Regions from separate parts of the Homo sapiens genome. Here region 2 is linked to region 1. The links are chromatin loops, found by intact Hi-C in ENCODE. Cell type or tissue: tibial artery. All regions are shown on one strand. Links, peaks and the distances in the headings refer to the core of each region. The heading gives the core; the rest is flanking DNA.

The links. A loop is a pair of places that touch in the nucleus more often than their neighbours do. Peaks named below come from ENCODE experiments on the same cell type or tissue, not always from the same donor. Only the 100,000 strongest peaks of a DNase experiment are listed, where the experiment ranks them.
Region 2: a loop joins it to region 1, with 2.4 times the contacts of the local background. A loop is called at or near these places in 5 of 110 quality-filtered maps.

What each region holds. Positions count from the first base shown.
Region 1 is chr7:73,911,823-73,917,196 of GRCh38, reverse strand. No RefSeq gene overlaps it. Among named protein-coding and RNA genes, the nearest start is that of TMEM270, 53 kb to the right of the region's middle. In tibial artery, for the core only: no CTCF peak of the experiment used is centred there; no DNase peak of the experiment used is centred there.
Region 2 is chr7:73,976,760-73,982,133 of GRCh38, reverse strand. No RefSeq gene overlaps it. Among named protein-coding and RNA genes, the nearest start is that of ELN, 49 kb to the left of the region's middle. RefSeq lists an enhancer at 2,721-3,015. In tibial artery, for the core only: no CTCF peak of the experiment used is centred there; a DNase peak (open chromatin) is centred at 2,723; H3K27ac peaks cover 1,897 bases.

The sequences.
Region 1 (5,374 bases), core at 197-5,196:
TGACTGGAGATGTATTACTGTGTTTCTTCCAAAGGGTTGTGGACACGTTTCAGCACAAATAAATTAGCATACCCAAGTCAAACAATTGATAACACCTTCCCTGCACCCTCCAAAAGTCCCTCTAATCTTGTTCTCTCATTGTTTCCTTGTCAATCTCTTTTCCCCAAAAACAGCATAAGCCCCTCCTACTAGAGTCTGTCTCTGGGGGTTCCCCCCAGGCCCCCCGTTTGTGACCCATCTGGAGGTGGCCCCAGCCCCGGCAGTACTTACGGGATGGAAGTGTTGATCGAGGGCCCCCACCACAAGTCACCTGAGCTGCCAAACACGCAGAAGCTGGCCAAGTGGCGAGGCTGAGTGTGAAATTTTCCAACTCGTCTCCCCAGCCCGCTCAGCCCTGAGCCCCGCCACCCCAGGAAAGATGAGCTCACACAGAAGGACACTCCTGCATCTCGCCGGCTCTGAACTGCAAATGGGCGCTGGAGTCCCTTCCAATTTCCTAACTTGAAAAACCTGTCTGCACGCCCCAGATGCAAAGTGTGTTTGCCACGCATGATTGTGCTAAGGAACGGTGCCTGGGGCTGACTTAGCCTCAGCCCAGGCCCGAGAGCTAGGGCCTCGAGAGCGTGGCCTCACCAAGGCAGCCACACAGGGCTGGCTTTGGGGACCATGTCTGGAGCTTCAGGCCAAGTTAGTTAGCAAAGGTGAGGCTGGAGGTCAGGAGACTGGCAAGGAGGCAAGTGCTGAAGAATGATGCTGAGACTTGAACTAGAGTGGAGGCCATGAAGCTGGAGAGGAGGGGAGGCTCTCTAAGACATTCGAAAGCTGCCGGGGACAGGGCTTGGGTTCTCCATCCAGCTTGGTTGCTGGAGGTAAGAAAATGGGAGTAGCACAGGCCGGGCGTGGTGGCTCACACCTGTAATCCCAACACTCTGGGAGGCCGAGGTGAGCGGATCATGAGGTCAGGAGATTGAGACCATCCTGGCCAACATGGTGAAACCCCATCTCTACTAAAAATACAAAAATTAGCTGGGCATGGTGGCACGCACCTGTAGTCCCAGCTACTCGGGAGGCTGAGGGAGGAGAATCACTTGAACCCGGGAGGCGGAGGTTGCAGTAAGCCGAGATTGCACCACTGCACTTTAGCCTGGTCGACAGAGCGAGACTGTCTCAAAATAAAAAATTTAAAAAAAGAAAAGGAAAAGAAAAGAAAAGAAAATGGGCATAGTGAAAGAAGAGGGGGATCCATATCTGTGTGGCTAGAGAAGTGAAGCAGTGTTTGAGGTGGGTGCAGAGAGGGAGGTTCATCGGGGGGATCATGGAGAGGACAGTTGGGAAAGCATGGATTGTGAGGGACTTGGGGCCACCCAAGTAGAGATGTCACCAAGCAGTTGACTGTTGGCCCACTCTTAGAAGAGAAGGCAGGGGCTGGGCACAGTGGCTCACACCTGTAATCTCAACACGTTGTGGGGCCGAGGTGAGAGGACTGCTTGAGGTCAGGAGTTCGAGACCAGCCTTGGCAACATGGCAAGAACCTGTCTCTACAAAAAACTTAAAATATTAGCCAGGCATGATGGTGTGTGTCTGTAGTTACAGATAATGAGGAGGCTGAGGTGGGAGAATCATTACAGCCTAGTAGTTCAGGGTTGCAGCGAACTATGATGGTGCCACTGCATTCCAGCCTCAGTGACAGAGTAAGACAAGAAAGATAGAAAAGGAAGGGAGGGAGGAAGGAAGGAAGGAAGGAATGGAGGGCAGAGAGAGAGAGAAAGAAAAAGAAAGAGAGAGAGAGAGAGGAGAAAGAGAAAAAAAAGAGGACCGGGTGCAGTGACTCACACCTGTAATCCCAGCAGTTTGGGAGGCCGAGGCAGGAGGATCATTTGAGGTCAGGAGTTCAAGACCAGCCTGGCCAACATGGTGAAACCCCATCTCTACTAAAAATACAAAACTTCACTGGGCATGGTGGCATGCACGTGTAGTCTCAGCTATTAGGGAGGCTGAGGCAGGGGAATTGCTTGAACCTGGGAAGTGGAGGTTGCAGTGAGCCAAAATTGCACCACTGCACTCCAACCTGGGTGACCAAGTGAGACTCCATCAGAAAAAAAAAAAAAAAGAGAAGAACAGAAGGAAGAAAAAGAGAGAAGGACAGAAGGAAGGAAGAAAGAATGAGAAAGGGCTGAATGGAGACTCTTGGATGCCATCTTCACTGGACTGACGGTCAAAGCCTCAGAAGGGCATAAGATGGCTAAGGTGATGGCCTAACCGTAATATAGATGGAGTCCAGAAGGGTCTTGGGGGAAGGCCCATCCAGGGCTTCAGGAGAATCAAGACAGGGACAAATGAGAGTTCAGAAGGGCAGGGAGGACCTGGCAGAGCAAGCCCATGGAATTCTCGGGAAGACAGGAAGACTAGGGTTCAAGAAGCAGGGACTGGGGTATTTTCTACACCGACAACCAATAGCCTGATTCTCCAGACACCAACTGGGTGTCCAACAATTCAATTCAGGCTGGGCGTGGTGGCTCATGAATGTAATCCCAGCATGCTGGGAGGCTGAGGCAGGAGGATTACTTGAGCCCAGGAGTCTGAGTCCAGCCTGGGCAACATAACAAGACCCGATCTTAAAAAAAAAAAATTAGCCAGGTGTAGTGGCGCACCTATAGTCCCAGCTACTTGGGAGGCTGAGGTGGGAGGATTGCTTGATCCTGGGAGGTTGAGCCTACAGTGAGCTATGATCACGCCACTGCTCTTCAGCCTGGGCAACAGAGCAAGATCTTGTCTCAGAAAAAAAAAAAAATCAATTCAATTCTGACACTAACCACCCAGAATGGCTTGAACCCATTGAAGCAGAGGTTGCAGTGAGCTGAGATCATGCCACTGCACTCCAGCCTGGGTGACAAAGCAAGACACCGTCTCAAAAGAAAAAAAGAAAACAGGCTGGACATGGTGGCTCACGCCTGTAATCCCAGCACTTTAGGAGGCCGAGGCAGGCAGATCACGAGGTCAGGAGATTGAGACCATCCTGGCTAACATGGTGAAACCCTGTCTCTACTAAAAATACAAAAAATTAGCCGGGCATGGTGGTGGGCAACTGTAGTCCCAGCTACTCGGGAGGCTGAGGCAGGAGAACGGCGTGAACCTGGGAAGCGGAGCTTGCAGTGAGCCAAGATCACGCCACTGCACTCCAGCCTGGGCGACAAAGCGAGACTCCATCTAAAAAAAAAATAAAAGAAAGAAAGAAAGAAAACAAAGAAATCAAATCATTAATAGTAAACTTCTCAACAAAGAAGAGCCTAGGACAAGGTCGCTTCATTGGTGAATTCTACCAAACGTTTGAATAAAAAAAAAAATGCCAATTTTTTCTTAAACTCTTCCTAAAATTGCAAGAGGAGAGAATGTTTCCCAACTCATTCTATGAAGCCAGCATTACCTTGATACCAAAGTCAGAGAAAGACACTATGAGAAAACTACAGATTCATATCTGTCATGAGTATAGATGCAACAAAATACTAGCAAACCAAAGTCTGCGGCATGTTAAAAGAATTTTACACCATGACCAACGACCAATGTGAATTCTCCCCAGAACGCAAGAGTGGTTCAACACATGAAAATCAAGCTATATAATACACCACATGAATAGGATGAAAGGAAGGGGAAAAAAAAAAGCACACACACACATGATCATTTCAGTTGATGCTGACAGAGCATTTGACATCACCCAGCTCCTTTTATGATTAAAAAAATCAACTAAGAATGAAAGCAAACTTCCTCAACAAGAAAAAGTCCACAAGGCTGGGCTCAGTGGCTCATGCCTGTAATCCCAGCACTTTGGGAGGCCGAGGAAGGCAGACCACTTGAGGCCAGGAATTTGAGACCAGCCTGGCCAACATGGAGAAACCCCGTCTCTACTAAAAATACAAAAATTAGTTGGGCGTGGTAGCGGGTGCCTGTAGTCCCAGCTACTCAGGAGGCTGAGGCAGGAGAATCGCTTAGACCTGGGAGGCGGAGGTTGCAGTGAGCCGAGATTGCACCAGTGCACTCCAGCCTGGGCAATAGAGCAAGACTGTCTCAAAAAAATAAAAATAAATAAATAAATAAAATGGACAAAGAACTTGAAAAGACATTTTACCAAAGTTGATATACAAATGATGAGTATCTATAATATTCATTAATAAATACATTCGAAAGCACTCAACATCATTGGTCATTGGGGAAATGCAAATTAAAACCTCAATATACGGCCGGGAGTGGTGGCTTACGCCTGTAATCCCAGCACTTCGGGAGGCTGAGGTGGGCGGATCATGAGGTCAGGAGTTTGAGACCATCCTGGCCAACATGGTGAAACCCCATCTCTACTAAAAATACAAAAATTAGCGGGGCATGGTGGTGCCTGCCTGTAATCCCAGCTACTCGGGAGGCAGAGGCAGGAGAATCACTTGAACCAGGGAATCAGAGGTTGCAGTGAGCTGAGATCGCACCACTGCACTCCAGCCTAACGACAGAGTGAGAATCCGTCACACACACACACACACACACACACACACACACAAACTCAATATACCACTATATTCCCATTAGAATGGTTTGTGAACCAATGTGAACCTGATAGAGCCAAAGCTTCAAGATGGATCTTGAGTGGCTAACTGGGCCTAAATTTAAAATAGAGCCAAGTTGACATTTGCTAACTAGAGGCACTCTATGCTCCTCAAAAACTCCCGCCTCTGTTCAACTTTGGGACTCCAGAGCTCACCTGAACCAACCAATCAGAACTAAGCAAGTTTCAATCCTTCATTTGCATAAACGAACACGATTGGGAACCTGGGCGGGAACTTTTGCTGTAAAACCTGAGCCCTCCCTTGGTTCTCTGGAATGCACATCTTCTTTGACACTGAAGGCTGTGTCTTCTGGGTTTGCAAACTGTTCACTGGAATAGTCTCTTTCTTCCAAATTCATCTTCGGAGAACTTTTGTACAAAGGCTAAAATGGAAATGATTAGGGGCCAGGCACGGTGGCTCACACCTGTAATCCCAGCACCTTGGGAGGCCGAGGCAGGCAGACCATGCGAGGTAGGAGTTTGAGACTAGTCTGGCCAACATGGTGAAACCCCGTCTCTACTAAAAATACCAAAAATTAGTTGGGTGTGGTGGTGCATGACTGTAATCCCAGCTACTTGGGAGGCTGAGGCAGGAGAATCATTTGAACCCAGGAGGTGGAGGTTGCAATGAGTGAAGATCGTGCCACTGCACTCCAGCCTAGGTGACAGAGAGAGACTCCATCTCAAAAACACAAAAAGAAAATGACAACACCAAATGTTGCAGAGGTTATGGATGAATGAAAACTCTCATATATCGTTGGTGGAACTGTAAACTGGTAGCAACCA
Region 2 (5,374 bases), core at 254-5,253, 65 kb before region 1:
CTATAGATTAGCTTGCAATTTCCAGAATCTTACATACTTTTTTGTTGTCTGGCTTTTTTCATTCATGGTGATGATTTTGAGACGCATCCATGTTGCGGCATGTATCAATAGTTTCATTCTTTTTTTTATTGCTGTCGCGTTTCATTATATGCTCATAGCCGGATTTGTTTATCCTTTTACCCCTTGATGGATATTTGGGTTGTTTTTAGTTTTTGGCTTTTGCAAATAACTCCGCTATGAATATTCATGTATAATGTGTGCAAAGACGTCTTCACGTCGTTTGGGAAATACCTACGGGTGGAGTGGCTGGGTCTTTTGGTAGGTGTATGATTAGCATTTTAAGAAACTGCCAAAAGGTTTTCAAAAGTGGCTGTGTTTTCTTCCACAACCCCCGGTCATGAAGGAGAGTTCCAGGTTTTCCCCATTTTTAAATTGGGTTGTTTTTCTTCCTAGCATTGAGTTGTCTAAATACAACTGAAAAAAACATTTCAGTCTGTGGTGCATCTCTTTATCATTTTTTCCTTCCTTCCTTCCCTCCTCCCTTCTTTCCTTCCTTCCTCCCTCCCTTTCCTCCCTCCCTCTCCTTCCTTTCTTTCTTCCTTCCTTCACTCCCTCCCTCCTTTGTTCCTTCCTTCCTTCCTTTCTTCCTTCCTTCACTCCCTCCCTCCTTTGTTCCTTTCTTCCTTCCATCTTTCCTTCCTTCTTTTCTTCTTCCTTTTCTTTCTCTCTCCTCTTTTCTTTCTTTCAACAGGGTATCACACGGTTACCTAGGCTGGAGTACAGTGGTGCAATCACAGCTCACTGCAGCCTCGAACTCCTGGTCTCAAGGTATCCTCCTGCCTCAGCCTCCCAAGTAGTTAGGACTACAGGCACACACCACTGTACCTAGCTACTTAAAAAAAGTTTTTTTTTTCTAGAGACAGGGTCTCACTAAGTTGCCCAGGCTGGCCTCAAACTCCTGGCCTCAAGTGATCCTCCCACCTTGGCCTCCCAAAGTGCTGGGATTACAGGTGTGAGCCACCATGCCTGGCCTTTATCATTTTCTAAATAGTGTCTTTGAAGAGCTAAAGTTTTTTGTTTGGGTAAAGTTCAATTTGTGTGTGTGTGTGTGTGTGTGTGTGTGTGTGTGTGTGTATTTTGTATTCTTTGTGCTTTTTGTATTGTATTTCCAAAGTATTTACCAAGCCCAAAGTAACTAAAATTCTTTTTCCCCTGAGTTTTCTTCTGGAAATGTTTTATCATTTTAGCTTTTACAAATAGTTACGTGACCTATTTAGAATTAATTTTGGTGTATGGCGTATGGTAGGGGAAAGCTTCTTCCCCAGTCGGCTTTCCTCATTGAAGAATGGTTTGCTATGACTCCATTTTTTTTTTTTTTTTGAGACAGGGTCTTGCTCTATTGCCCAAGCTGGAGTGCAGTGGGTGATCTCGGCTCACTGAAACCTCTACCTCCTGGGTTCAAGCAATTATCATGCCTCAGCCTCCCAAGTAGCTGGGATTACGGGCATGAACCAGCATGCCCAGCTAATTTTTGTATTTTTAGTAGAGACAGGCTTTCACCATGTTGGACAGGCTGGTCTCGAACTCCTGACCTCAAGTGATTCACCTGCTTCGGCCTCCCAAAGTGCTGGGATTACAGGCTGAGCCACCGCGCCCAGCCTACAACTCAAATCTAATCCTGTCATCCCCTGCTTACACTGTTGTCCCCAGGCAAACCTCAGCCCCTCTGGCCCAGCTTTGTAGATGACAACTGGCCAAAGTCCATGTCTCCAGCTTTCATCTCCCTGTTCTGTGGACACTAAAACCCATTTGCCAAACATATCAAACGTCTCTTTCGCCTGAGGGCTTTCCTTATGCTGCTGGTTCTGTCTGGAAGTACCACTCATCATCCATCTTTTCTGTCACTACAACCTTTTTTTTTTTTTGGAAACAGTGTCTCACTCTGTTGCCCAGGCTTGAGTGCAGTGGCGCGGTATCTTGGCTCACTGCAACCTCCGTGTACTGGGTTCAAGCGATCCTCCTGTCTCAGCCTTCTGAGTAGCTGGGATTATAGGCAGTCACTACCACACCTGGCTAATTTTTGTATTTTTAGTAGAGACGAGGTTTTACCATGTTGGCCAGGCTGGTCTTGAACTCCCGACCTCAGGTGATCCGCCTGCCTCGGCCTCCCAAAGTCCTGGGATTTCTACAAGTGAGCCACACGCCTGCTATACAACCTTTGGGGTTTGTTATAGGTCCTTCAGGGGTTAACTTAGAAGCTGTCCCCTCTTCCCACCCCAAGAGCCTTGGATAGGGCTGATGGTTCCTCCAAGCCCCAAGTCCTGCTGAACACTACTGAACACTGGATTTATTTATTTATTCATTTATTTAATTTGAAGGCAAAGTCTTGCTCTGTCGCCCAGGCTTGAGTGCAGTGGCATGATCCTGGCTCACCGCAACCTCCGCCTCCTGGGTTCAAGCGATTCTCCTGCCTCAGCCTCCCGCGTAGCTGGGACTACAAGCACTACCATGCCCAGCTAATTTTTTGTATTTTTAGTAGAAACGGGGTCTCACCATGTTGCCCAGGCTGGTCTCAAACTCCTGAGCTCAGGCAATCCACCCGTCTCGGCCTCCCAAGGAGCTGGGATTACAGGTGTGCGCCACGGTGACCCTGAACACTGGACTTAGAATGCTCTAGTATTGCCTGCCTGCTTCTGCCTCTTGACTGGGCTTCCTCCAGGCAAAGGCAGGTGTTCCTTCATTCTGAATGTCAATCAACATATTTAACCACCTGCACCACCCTTCCAGGCCATACCAGCTAATAACCAGCCCCGCCACTTGGTGGCAGCATGCAGCATGACGCAGATGAGGCTGGGGCCTGGCTGTGGAGTGAACGACCTTTGCACACCTTGCCCTGCATCAACCGCATGGCTGTTTCCCTTGGGAGCTCTTAGTGGGAGGAGGAGCTAAGGCTGGGAAGGGAAGCAGAAGCTGAGGTTTTGGCAACACAGATTCAGGAAGTTGGGGAGAAATGAGCCCAGAAGCTCAGAATGGGTGGGGTGCAGGGCCTGAGTTGGGACACAGAAGGCTAGCCCCAGGTCAGGGTTTGTGCCCCCATAAGGAGCTCCCACATGAGGCCCCGGGACCCGCCAGCAGCAGCAGGTCTTTTGCACCATCTCCCCAACGCTGTTTAGGCAAGGGGTGAACCTGAGGTCACCCAAAGCCTCCAGCCGCTCTCCCAAACAGCCGCCTACCACGGGGGACCCAGGAGGCCAAGTCAATAACCCGAAATCATAAAATCTCAAAGGCGTCGAGCATTTGGAAGGAGGAGCAGACGCAGCAAATGGGGCCTTTTCCCAGGCAGCTCGTGTGGAACAAGAGAAACAGATTTACGAGCGTCTGGTTGAAGCCAGGTTGGGGGGCGGGGTGGGGATGGGGGGTTTGGTGGAGACGCAGAACGTTTCTAGTGCACAGGAAGGATGATAAATGGGAATGAGCTGCACGGGCTCCATGGCTGTGGTTTAAGATGCGTGAAATGCAGGCTCTCTCTTTCGTGTGCTTTGTTACAGATTTGGAAGAACATAAATGTATGTATCAGTGTTTCATGGACTCTCCCAAGACCTGCAAACTCCGGTCCTCCTTCCTCTGAAAGGTGGGCCATCTGAGAGCGATGTTGGACATGGGTGTGTACCGGGGAGCACGGGCTGGTTGCCCATCCTTGGCCCTGAACTTGGACTCCCAGATGTAGCCACATGGCCCAGACCTCCCCCCGACCCGGCGGCACGGCGGCTTGAGAAAGGCCTGCCTCTGAGTCACAGGCAAGGCTCTAACGCTGTCTGTGGACTCTGGACTGAGACCCACAGGCTTGAAGGGGAAAGGGCACCCAGTTTACAGTCATGTTCATGCACACGCACACCTGCACACGCACACACCTGCACATGCATGCCTGACCACACATGCCTCCACATGTACACCTGCACGCACATGCCTGCACACACGCTTGCAAACGCACACCTGCACACACAATCTGCACACGCACACCTGCACACACATGCCTGCACACACACGCTTGCAAACGCACACCTGCACACACAATCTGCACACGCACACCTGCACACACATGCCTACACACACTTGCACACGCATGCCTGCACACACACTTGCACACACATTTGCACACGCACGCCTGCACACACATGCCTGAACACACACACCTGCACACTTAAACTCTTCCTGGTGCCAGATTTTGTCACAGGGAAGAACAAGGAGCCAGGTTCTCTAGAACCATCCCTCCCTCCAGCCTGTCTCTTGAGGATCAGTTGATTTATGGGGTCAGGGTCTCCTGACCCATTGGGAAACCTCCCTGCCTGTCTGTACCTTCCAGCACAGTCCAGGAGATCTGTGGGGTTGATGTCAGCTGCTCAGACACCCTCAGCTGGTATGAGACAGGTGGAAGTTTCTCAGGTCTGCAGCAGCCAGGTGGGGGGAACAGGGAGAGAGGATAATCCAGCCTGATCACCCCAGGCTCTGAAGGTCTCTCGGGGGAGGCCCCTGCCGGCTCAGATCTGTGGAAATGGGTTAGAAAGGGTCAGAAAGCCCCGGAGATGGTTGCCCCATGTCCACGTCCTGGGTGCCATGTCCTTGGGGCAACACTTCTCCCTTTTCAGCCACTACTGTCCCACCTGCCCTTTCTTCAGCCAGCCCCAGAGGGCCCGGGGCTGTTCTCCAGTGTGCAGATTCCAGGGACTGGTGCAAGGTGGGGTGCCCTGGGGGGCCACAGGGGTACAGAGGCTGCAGCTCTGAGCAGGGCTGGGGGTACCCTGGGAATTCAGCCCCCGCCTGCACAGGGAGGAGCCCTGGGCAGGTGGCCCTGTGAATCGATGTCTTCCAGGAGTTTGCAAACCTTCTGGCCCTGCTTTCGGGAGCCCCAGGGGATAGTCATCTGACCGCCATGGCCAGCCTTTAGAACTCCAGTCCCGAGGGACAGAGATGGGCTTAGGAAGTGTTCTGCAGCTCTGCCTGGCTGTCAGCACACCATAAAGAATGAGAAAGCGCTGCAGAGCCCTGCCATCTTGCACACGCACTGCGGGGGTGGAGGCGTCCTCCTGCACAGTCCCCGCGCTCCCTCCCCTCGGCCCTAGAGTTAGAATCCCTTCCAACTGTGGTCTCTGGTCTATACCTCAACCAGGGGACCAGTGCGGGTGCCTCAGCCCAGGACCGCCCAGCGGCAATATGACCACTCCAGTCCTGAATTTCTAGAGCTGGGAAGGGCTACCCTCCTTTTCCATCAAACCATCCAGGGCCAACGTGCGACCTCGAATCACCCTCCCTGGCTAGGACTACCCAGCCCCTCCGTGGCCTCAGGCTGTCTGAGAACTGCCTTTGACTTTGTTTC